Regions from separate parts of the Mus musculus genome. Here region 2 is linked to region 1. A link is a loop called in an ENCODE intact Hi-C map of the cell type or tissue named here. Cell type or tissue: left cerebral cortex. All regions are shown on one strand. Each heading gives the region's core, and the rest is flanking DNA. Links, peaks and the distances in the headings are about the cores only. Region 1 has its middle 12 kb from the start of Elovl6. Region 2 overlaps Egf (epidermal growth factor).

Region 1 (5,384 bases), core at 273-5,272:
ATGTCTATGTTTTTGATTCAATTCCATTAAATTCCATAAAAACCTTTCTGTTTTTATGTCAATATTATTAAGTTTTTGTAACTATAGCTCTGTGGTACAGCTTGAAATCAGGGATGGTGAGCGCCCCCTCCCCGCCCCCGCCCCCTGAAGTTCTTCTATTGTATAGATTGTTTTAGCTAAACTGGGTTTCTTGGTTTTTTCTTTTTTTCTTTTTTTCTTTCATATAAAGTTGAGCATTGTTTTTTCAAGGTCTGTAAAAAACCATGTTGAAATTTTATGGGGATTGCATGGAGCCTATGAATTGCTTCTGGTATAAAATGGCTGTTTCTACTATGTTAATCCTACCGAGCCATGAGCATGGAAGATCTTTCCATCTTCTGGTATCTTCTTCAATTTCTTTCTTCAAAGACTTGAAGTTCTTGTCCTACAGGCATTTGACTCTCTTGGTTAGAATTACCCTCAAGATGTTTTCTATTACGTGTGGCTCTTTGAAGGGTGATGTGGGGTATTAACTCAACTGTTAAAAAAGAAGAATAGGGGGCTGGAGAGATGGCTTAGCGGTTAAGAACACTGACTGCTCTTCCGTAGGTCCTGAGTTCAAATCCCAGCAACCACATGGTGGCTCACAACCATCTGTAACAAGACCTGATTCCCTCTTTTGGTGTCTGAAGACAGCTAGTGTACTTATATATAATAAATAAAATAAATCTTAAAAACACACACACACAAGAAGAAGAACATCATGGAATTTATAGGCAAATGGGTGGAACTAGAAAAAAAAAATCAACCTGAGTGAGGTAGTTCAGACCCATAAAGCGAATATGTACTCACTTATAAGTGGATATTAGCTGAAAAGGATAATCATTCGACAATCACAGATCCAGAGAGGCTAAGTAACAAGGAGGGCTCAAGCGAGGGATACATGGATCTCCCTGAGAATGGGAAATATAATCGATTTCATGGGTGAACTGGAGACAGGTGGGAATGGGAACAGGAGGGAGGAGAGTACTGGGAGAGACAACTGGAGTTTGGAGGCTATTTGAAGAGCAAGGTAGAAACGAGTGTGATTGAAACTTCCAGAGTTGATGAAGCTGACTTCAGAGAAAACTCCTAGTGTATCTAGGGACAGAGAGCCTGAACTGGCCATCTTCTGTAACCCCGACAAGGCTTCCAGTGGAGGGACTGGGACACCAACTCAGTCACAAAACTTTCAGTCTATCGATTCTGCCTATAAGGTGTACTGGGGTAAAGAAGAATGGTCAACCAGTGACTGGTCCGACTTGAGACTCAAGCCATGAGAGGGAGCCCAAGTCTGACACTGCCTGGAGGGCCAGGAACCAGAGGCTGCATAGTCCAGAGACCAGGTAGCCCAGTTCAAACTCTTTCTTCTTAAGAGAGGTCGCAGTAGGCTGGAGAGATGGATCAGAGGTTAAAAGCACTGGCTGCTCTTCCAGAGGACCTGAGTTCAATTCCCAGTAACCACATGAAGACTCACAACCATCTATAGTGAGATCTGGTGCCCACTTCTGGCCTGTAGGCATATGTGCAGGCAGAATAAATAAAGGTCACAGCGTTTATCACAGCAACGGAGAAGCAACTAATACACAGAGCATCTAAAAAGCCGAGGGTGTGGCCCCAAACATCGACTATAGCCAGATGTGGTGCTGCAGGCCTGTGATCTGAGTACAAGGGAGACAGAGGCAAAGGGCTCAGACGCACCAGGTCCTTCCTGTAGCTTCCTGTATACCTAGCAGGTTCAAGGCCAACCTGGGCTACATAAGACCCTGTCTCAAAAAACAAAAGCAAACCCCTTATTTATAGTTACTATATATATACTTCACACACTCATGTTAGGAATGATAGTGGCACAAACTGTATAGATTAATTGGGAGCATCGTCTTTGTGTCTAGTGTACAAGCTAGCTTATAATTGGCATAGTGAACTCTCAATGAGACGGGACCCTAATTACCACAGTCCCCTTCAATATACGTTGGTAGAGATACAACTGAACCTGTCCTAAAAGATGATTGAATGAGTTTGCTTTCACGACTGTGACAGAATGCCTGGTATAAACAACAGGAAGAAAGAATTCTTTTGGCTCATGGTTCCAAGGAATTTGATCTATGACTACTTGGTCCCTTGTACCTGTGCAGAGTGACAGGGCGATGGGAATGAGTGGTGGGGAGGCTTCTCACGCCACAGAGGATAAGAAGAAAGGGAGGTGGGCAGTGGGGGCACATGCCTTTAATCCCAGTAGTTAGGAGGCAGAGGCAAATGGATGTCTGTGAGTTCAAGGCCAGCCTGAACTACCAAAGTAAATTCCCGAGTATGCCCTTGGTGAACTGTTTGTATCAGTTGGTACCCATCTCCTAACTTCCCACAAGAGCACCACCTGCTGGGGGCTGAACCCCAATACTCTTCAAATCCCTGACAGCACATATCAATAAGCTCCCTTAGATGTTTCGTGGAAATAAGAGTGTAAATGTGTAAAACTATACTCACATGTCACAATAGGTACCATAAAGGTTACTCAAAAGTTATGAATTCAACGGTTGAAGTCTGGAATTGAATGTGGGGGCCTGGAGAAATGGCTCAACAGGGAAGAGAACTTGCTTAGAAAGCATCTGAACCTAAGTTGTAATCTCAGCATCCATGGAAAATTCCAGGCATTGAGTGTGGGGGCGGGGCCGGGGGGGAGGGGTGCCTAGATTCCCAGTGCTGTGGGGTATAGACATAAAAGAATTGTTTGTGGCTTACTGCCTACCAGCCTAGCTGAAGCTTCAATTAGAAACCCAATCACAAAGGAAGATGTGAGAGAGTAATGGAGTAGGGTCACTCTACATCCCATCCTAGTTTCCTCATGTGTGCACACAGGAAAGCACACCTGTACATACATGTGCACACATACCACATGTACCACACTCACATTCTCTGTGTCTCTGTTTGTTTCTGTCTCTCTTCTCTCTCTCTCTCTCTCTCTCTCTCTCTCTCTCTCTCTGTCACACACATACACACAGAGATGTTAGATTTTAAAAACTTTATTATGGACAAGACAATCCAATTGGATACTTTGTAAGAGACCCAGTTTAGTGTTAATAGTACAGTAAATTGAAAAGGAAGGGTAGAGGTCAACAAGATGGCTCAATGGGTAAAGGCAGCTGCTGCCATGCCCGATGATCTGAGCTTGTCCCAAGAACCCACATGGTGGAAGGAGAGAGCCAAATCCTGCAAATGGTCCTTTGATGTATACCTGTGCACTGTGGCACACCTGCACAAAATAAATAAGAAAGTGAAAGATAGAAGAGATTCCATTTTGAAAAAGAGAGTATAAGTGGTTATGCTTATATGAGATAAAATATGAGATAAAATAGACTTTGGATCAAAGAGTGCTCGAGGGGTTGATGAGATGGCACAGTGAATAAAGGAACTTGCTGCCAAGCTTGGCACCCTGAGTTGAACCAAATCCTACAAACTGGCCTTTGACATGCATGGCCTTTGATATGCATGCCATGACACAAGAGTGTATGCACACACACACACATACACACACACACAAATGAGAGAGAATAAATGATTGTAAACAAGTTTAGTGATTAAATAAAATTTCTTAGAGACAAAAGACAGTCCTTAATTAGTGATATGGGACCCAGTTGGTCAGTTTGATATAACACATGCAAACATACACAATCCTAAACTGGATTAGTACCTGAACATGTAAGACATATGGAGGACACAGAGAAACATCACAGAAACAAGAAAGACAAACACAGTAGGTGACTTCAGGAACGAACTTCCAACAGTGGTTATATCAGTTTGACAGAACATAGAAATGCTGGATTCCAACGTCACTTTAGACCAGATGAATCTAATGACACATAGAATTTTTCACCCCAACAGTTGTAGAGTTCTAGCAGGTATCAAATATTCTTACACACAGACCCAATACTGGGACAGAAAACAAGACTTCACAAACCCAAGAAGATTGAAGTCACATCAAGTAGTGTTCCTAGTTACACTGTTATGAAATCAATAACAGAAGGAATTTTAGGGAATTCATAAATATTATATGTATGTATGTATGCATGTATGATAGACTGTTGCCCTTAAGGGATAATGAACAAAAGAATATAAGCTGAAATTAAGCTAGAGTCTGGCATGGCATACTTACAGTAAATTTATAAGCAGAAGTGTACACTCTAAAGTAGCTATGAGAAGCAGAGTATGTGGGGCAGGAGACATGGGTGAGTGGTTAAGAGCATTCAAAGTTCTTGCAGAGGACCCAGGTTCAGTTTCCAGCACCCACACCAGATCACAACTACTTTTAACTTCAGTTCCAGGGGAGAAAATCCTCTGGCCTCAGGCACCTTGAACGGACATAGAACACATCAACTCACGCAAGCAGACTAAGACACAAATATAAACAAGCACATTCTTAGGAAAGAAAGAAAGGAAAGGAAAGCAGAATGTGATAAATTCATAATCCAGCAACTGTCATCTGCCCTCATTACAAAGGCCTGCGTGTGCACAGGGCTGCCGGGGTAGCAGGCCTGTTGACACCAGTGTGCCCACAGACTTGGGAGTAACACAGTGTGCTCTGAGCTGGATGGCTACCCATGGTGGAGGGCCAGGGTTTCTCAGCTGCAGTATGCATTTTGAACATCTGCATCTGCCAGGGATAAATGTTGGGTCTTACAGGGGCAGGAGTCATGGCAGAACCTTTAAGAGCTATGGCCTTGTGGGAAGCCTTTGGATTCCTCAGGGTGTTTGTTGCCCATGAAAGTGGCTTCGTGATTCTAGGCCCCTCCTCACCCTCCCTTTATGTCCTTGAAATGAGATGAACAGCATCTGCTCTGTGATGCAACCATAGACCTAAAGCAATGAGATCAAACCCTCATAGACAAAAATATCCAAAAACCTGTGAGTGAAAGGTTATCATTCTCGCTAAGTCTCGAGAGTTTGGTTTAGTGTCAAGAGTTAGCAATAACACGAACTTCACTATAATACTGGATTTATTTATTTATTTTGAGACAGGACCTCACATAGCTCAAGGCAGTTTTGAACTCATAATCCTCTTGCCTTAGCCTATGGAATGCTGGGATTCCGGGCATATGCCAGCACGTTCAGCTTTCATTATAATCTTACAAGACCATACTTGTACATGGGATCCATCATTGGATGAGCTATTACAGTATTTCTACGTGCACGATACTACATGCAAAATGTTTGCTACATACATTCTCTGTATCGAGTGGATGGTAATTGTTACCGGGTCATACCGTGTCAATCAGCTTTCCAGAGCTGGGACAAACTAAGGGAAGTCAACATAAAGAAGCAAAGTTGTCTTTTGGCTTCCTGTTGCAGAGATTTCAGTCTGTGGTCATTTG
Region 2 (5,384 bases), core at 208-5,207, 170 kb before region 1:
GTAGGCCAGGCTGGCCTTGAACTCAGAAATCCACCTGCCTCTGCCTCCTGAGTGCTGGGATTAAAGGCGTGCACCACCACGCCTGGCTTAGTAGTTCACTTTTCATTGTTGTCTTGGCACCCACTTTTGAGGGATGACATAGCTGTTGTCTTGGCAACCGCTGCTGAGGGAAGACATGGCTGCTGTTTGCCCCCCTTTCAGCTCTCTGAGTGATGTGACAGGCCAAGCTCTCACCTGAAATGATTCTGAGGACCGAGAGCTTTAAGATACTCCACGGTGCTCACCATGAAAGCCTTCCCTGTATAATAAAAGCTACACACAGGGCTAGGGAGAAGGGAGCGTCAGCAAAGTGCTTCCAGCAAAGGAAGGGAACCTGGGTTCAGAGCTCTAGCTCCCATATAAAAACCCAGGTCGGGCAGGGAATGCTTTTACCCCAGCACCGGAGAGGCGGAGACAGGAGAATCCCTGGCGCTTGCTGATCAGTGAGAGACTGTGACCCTAATTATGAGGTGGAAGGTTTGGCCAGTAGGCCCCTTGGACAAATAAATACTCTTTCCACCATGTTGGGGACCCAAGTTCAGTCCCTGAGATCTACATGGCAGAAGGAGAGGACAGACTCGTGCATGCTGTCCTCTGACCTGCACACAGGCTCTGGGGCATCTATACACTTACACTCAGAAAGAAATAAACAAGGGGGCTGGTGAGATGGCTCAGTGGGTAAGAGCACCCGACTGCTCTTCTGAAGGTCCAGAGTTCAAATCCCAGCAACCACATGGTGCCTCACAACCATCTGTAATGAGATCTGACTCCCTCTTCTGGAATGTCTGAAGACAGCTACAGTGTACGTACATATAATAAATAAATAAATCTTTAAAAAAAAAAGAAATAAACAAGGACTTTTAAGAGGTGGAGAACAGAGGACTCAGACACCTGGTATCAAATTCTGGTTTCCAGGTGCACTGCATGCACACCTACACACGGATAGCCACACTCAACCCAAGTGGGCAGGGTTTAATTCAGGGCTACATCCTACTGTTAACTAATTTCACATGTTCAAGGCAATGCGAGGGGCTGCGCCGGTGTGCGCAGACATGTAGGTCTCACATGCCTGGACCTGTGGACCTCAGGAATGGATGTTATGGACTTAAACAATTTTGTGATTTTTGTTAATAATAATGAAAAGAAAGTAAGTTGTTAGAGGAAGAAGAAGCTATATTCTTTGACTGAGTATGGTCTTACATTAAAAATCACATCAGCTTGACAAAAATTGTGGAGATGTTTGGAAATACTAGTAAAAAGGACTCAATTCTAGTAGAACTCTGCTTTTGAGTTTATATTACCATACCATGATTTTGTAACTCAAGATGCTTTCAAGTATAAGATAATAATTCACTTTTAATGAATAGTTAATTAATGTTAGCAATCAAATAGTTTTTATCTACACACTTAATCCTACTATACCAAACACAAAAATTACAAAACTGGGATGTGTCATTGATTGTCTATGGCTTATTTCCTTCATGGTAGTTAGCTTTAGGTCCCTAGATTACTGTTGCAGTATGAAGGGTTTGCATTTTGTCATAGTGCAGTTTTCCCTCCAGTCTGACTCTGCCGGAATTTATTGTTATGCCCCTATGCAGCTGCATCTTCTTCCGTTGTGTTTTAAACACGCTGAACTGGAGCTGGGCAGAGACATAGGAGCACCTGCAGCCCCAGTGCTCAGGAGGTAGTAGTGGGGGAATCAGGAGTTCTAGGTCTTTCCACTCAAGGCCAGCCTGGGTCACAGGAGGCCCTGTCTTTAATTAACAGGCTACAGCTGAAGGCGTCCCTCGCATTTAAGGACCTTTAACCAAAAGCAGTGTTTAAAGTCGCTGGTATCCACAGTCAATGGAGCGTTACTTTATTTTGAATTGATTTGATAAAAATGTGGTTTAACAATTTTCAGCTTCCCTCCATTTGTCCCTTCAGCCTCCCTCACGGCTATGAATTCCACAGCCACAGACCTCAGGGGGTTCCTGCCAGTGCGGGTTCATCAGGGACCCTCCTGAAGCACCCACACACGCCCACTGGTTCCCTATAACTTTGCTGGTCTGGATTCTTGGGACATTCTAACTCTTGAGCTCAGAGGTCTTCATTCTTTCTGATTTGGCTTTGGCCAGACATCCCTCTGATGCGCCTTTGTCAAAGCTGCGACCCCCACAGCAAGCAGGTTGTGAGGTTTCTTGAGGACAGGAGAGGTTGGAGAACACTTTCAGCTCTGCCACTCCTCGCGGCTTTGTGACCACAACTCACTTAAAAGGCTGCTTTACCCTTACTTGGTCTAGAGTGACATCATATTGTTTGACCATGGAAACTCAAATGCATTTATCCAGGGAACCTTCTGTTTGGTTTAGCGAAACTAATTAATAAGTTGAATAATCCAAAAGACTCATGGCCGTGCCCCATGCTCTGAAGGAGCACTGGCCATTTGACTGCCCTGGGCACGGTGCTCAAGACCCCATCACTTGGGTTTGCAAGTGGAGCCCATTAGCATGCAGCAGTTGTTTTTCAAATGACTGTTAGGGATTGTCAATAAATAGCTATAACCAAAATGAGCTAGAATTAAAAATAGACCCCAGGAAGCCTGGGCAGCCTTTAGGCCCCACCTCAGCTCCTGCCTCTCTTCCATGGTCTGCTCAGAGGTGAGGAGAGCAGGATGCCCTGTGAGAAGCAACAGTGCAGCAGACCGCATAGATGTTTTGACATCTGAGAACCACGCGAGTCAGGCCTGCCAGTCATTAACTGTGTGACCGCATACAAATTGTTTAATGCTGAGTCTGTTTCCTTACCTGTATAATAGGGGGCATCTAAAAAAAAAAGTTAAAAAAATAGCGAGTAAAAACCATGTGTAGTGTGGTGTCAGTCATGGTGACTAATAAGTGTTGCTCCTTTACTTTCCTCCGGAGGAAGTGAGTTTCCACTTTCTTACGATGGATAGAACTAGGGAAGAGACTCCAGATCTTCTGGAACGTTCAACAGTGTTCTTCCATGCTTCCCACCTCGGGTCCTTTTAGAATGAAGTGGAGAAGTGGATGGGTTGGTGGAGTCAGGAGAAGGGAATTTTAATGGGATTTTTTTTTTCCAAGTTAATTTTGGTGTGAAGAAAATGCAGTTGTTTCTCAGCATCTAGTTTCTAGAAACAAGCACTTCCAGTAGATGGCAGCATTGCTTCGCTTACTTTTTGAGCATTGCTAGCAAACTGGTGTCTGATAATTAGAGTAACCAGCTCATTGGACAGTGAGGAATTTATAGGCAAATGGCCCTTTGCCTTCAGGAGAGCTCCCCACCTTTTATGTCTCTGGTTGGTTTTTGTTGTTATTGTTTGTTTTGTTTTGTTTTTTCCACATTTTCTCTCTGGCTAGTGGTGAGTTTTACAGAAGCAAACAGCCCCTCCTTAGCCAAGGCCCTGCTTCCAGTGCCGGGCCTGTGTGTGTGCTTCTATTACAGCCTGGGGCTCCACAAGGGTCGCTGTTTCCTAGTTCTCTCCTCTGACCTGGGACTGCTGCGGTCTGGCCAGACACCTGTCTCCAGGTGTCTCCTGGTTTGTGTTGGTTTAGAAAGGGAGCCTCCGCCTTTAATCCCAGCACTTGGGAGGCAGAGGCAGGCGGATTTCTGAGTTCGAGACCAGCCTGGTCTACAGAGTGAGTTCCAGGACAGCCAGGGCTACACAGAGAAACCCTGTCTCGAAAAAAACCAAAAAAAAAAAAAAAAAAGAAAGGGAGCCTCCGTGGGACCTTAGCCCCAGAGTTCATCTGTCATCGGATAGCTCCCGTCGTCCCAAAGGCCGGCTGAGAAAAGGGGAAAGCCCGTGAGTGGTAATATTGTGAGTGTTGATGGTAAATCTGTACTGTCAGCTGACATCACAGGCTCACAAAGCTGCATCTGGAAAGGCACAGGGTTAGAGACAATGCACATTGAGTTTGTAAGAATCGGGCACTGGGGGCCTCTGCTTGACCTCTGTTCCTGTATCCTTGACAGCTGTGTTATTGGCTATTCTGGGGATCGATGCCAGACTCGAGACCTACGATGGTGGGAACTGCGTCATGCTGGCTACGGGCAGAAGCATGACATCATGGTGGTGGCTGTCTGCATGGTGGCACTGGTCCTGCTGCTCGTCTTGGGGATGTGGGGGACTTACTACTACAGGTAACTCTTCTTTACCATGAAACTTGACAGCCTTTCTCTAAGCTCCCCCAGGAAATGCATACTTCCTTGGGATGAACTTGAGCAAAATACTGCATTTAAAAGGAGGAGTGAGCTCTTTTCACAAGCCTGGACTTGGCTGTACAAAAACATCAGTGTTCCTACTTTTCCTTTCCAGTCATTACACATGTGTAAGATCTGTGGTCCTCCGTTTTGGTGATGCTGAGGACTGAGCCCAGGACCTTGCACGTGTGCTGCATCCTCACATCAGATGTGCTTATCTCCCACAATGCACTACTGCAGTCCAGACTCTTCTTTTAGCATCGCATGCCCACATCAACCGGCATAACTATCATTTTTCATGGTTGCCTGCTGATAATTACCCACAATACCTACTTATTGCTAGAGAGAAATCATGATCTTCTCTAACTTGGAAAGAAATTCTGGTCATTGGGTTTTGTTTTCAGTAATTTAAAGTTAGGGGTTTTCAAACCGTGAGACGGTAGCGTACATTTTATGTAAAAGCACTACCTTAGCGTCGGGGAGCAGGCGTCTCAGGGCTCCTGTTCCTTTCCTTTAAAATGATGATGTCACACTGTCATCGGTCGAAACAGCTTAGGAAGTGTTATAATAGTCTGTGCTGTTAAAAACAAAAATCATGGAATCACAAGACTCCTGCTGAAGGGGCTTTATAAAACTGTCCAGTGGCCCACCTAGCTACCAGGTGTCAGCGTTCTGGTGCTATGGAAGGTACCTACTGCCATCACAAGGTAAATATCCAACCACATTTACCAAAGCTGAGCAAGCACTCAAGTTACAACTGTTTCATATCCTGCAAAGTTGAGCATAATCAGCCAGGTGCTCTCCCCAAAGACCCTGCTATATAGCACACTTAGCAGTAAACAGCATTGGCTCTGGAAGCAGCTTGTATAGCTCCGATCCAAGTTAGCACCTAAGCCCCCTGGCGCGCCTTCTCATCTGTGGGCATTGGTTTTCTTTGTTATGAGGTATGGGATGATAATGCTTCTTACAAGAGTTGTTGTGAGGCTGAGTTAGTGTGTGGAGTTTACCATAGGCCTGGTGTAGTGGGTATAACAAACACTGCTGTTGTTTTATATGAATAATAATCTTCCTAATAAGAGGCGTATATATTTAAAAACCTCCATCACTTCTGGGAGACAAGATCCCCAGGGAAACTCTTG

Evidence for each region. Peaks named below come from ENCODE experiments on the same cell type or tissue, not always from the same donor. Only the 100,000 strongest peaks of a DNase experiment are listed, where the experiment ranks them.
Region 2: it touches region 1 in a loop (3-fold over the local background); 11 of 42 quality-filtered maps call a loop at or near these places.

What each region holds. Positions count from the first base shown.
Region 1 is chr3:129,517,700-129,523,083 of GRCm38, reverse strand. No RefSeq gene overlaps it. Among named protein-coding and RNA genes, the nearest start is that of Elovl6, 12 kb to the left of the region's middle. In left cerebral cortex, for the core only: a CTCF peak has its summit at 2,411 (motif pointing left); a DNase peak (open chromatin) is centred at 2,394.
Region 2 is chr3:129,684,986-129,690,369 of GRCm38, reverse strand. It overlaps Egf (epidermal growth factor), which reads left to right. Exons shown (of 24, transcript NM_010113.4): 21 at 4,018-4,185. Among named protein-coding and RNA genes, the nearest start is that of 6330410L21Rik, 66 kb to the left of the region's middle. In left cerebral cortex, for the core only: a CTCF peak has its summit at 3,198 (motif pointing right); a DNase peak (open chromatin) is centred at 3,198.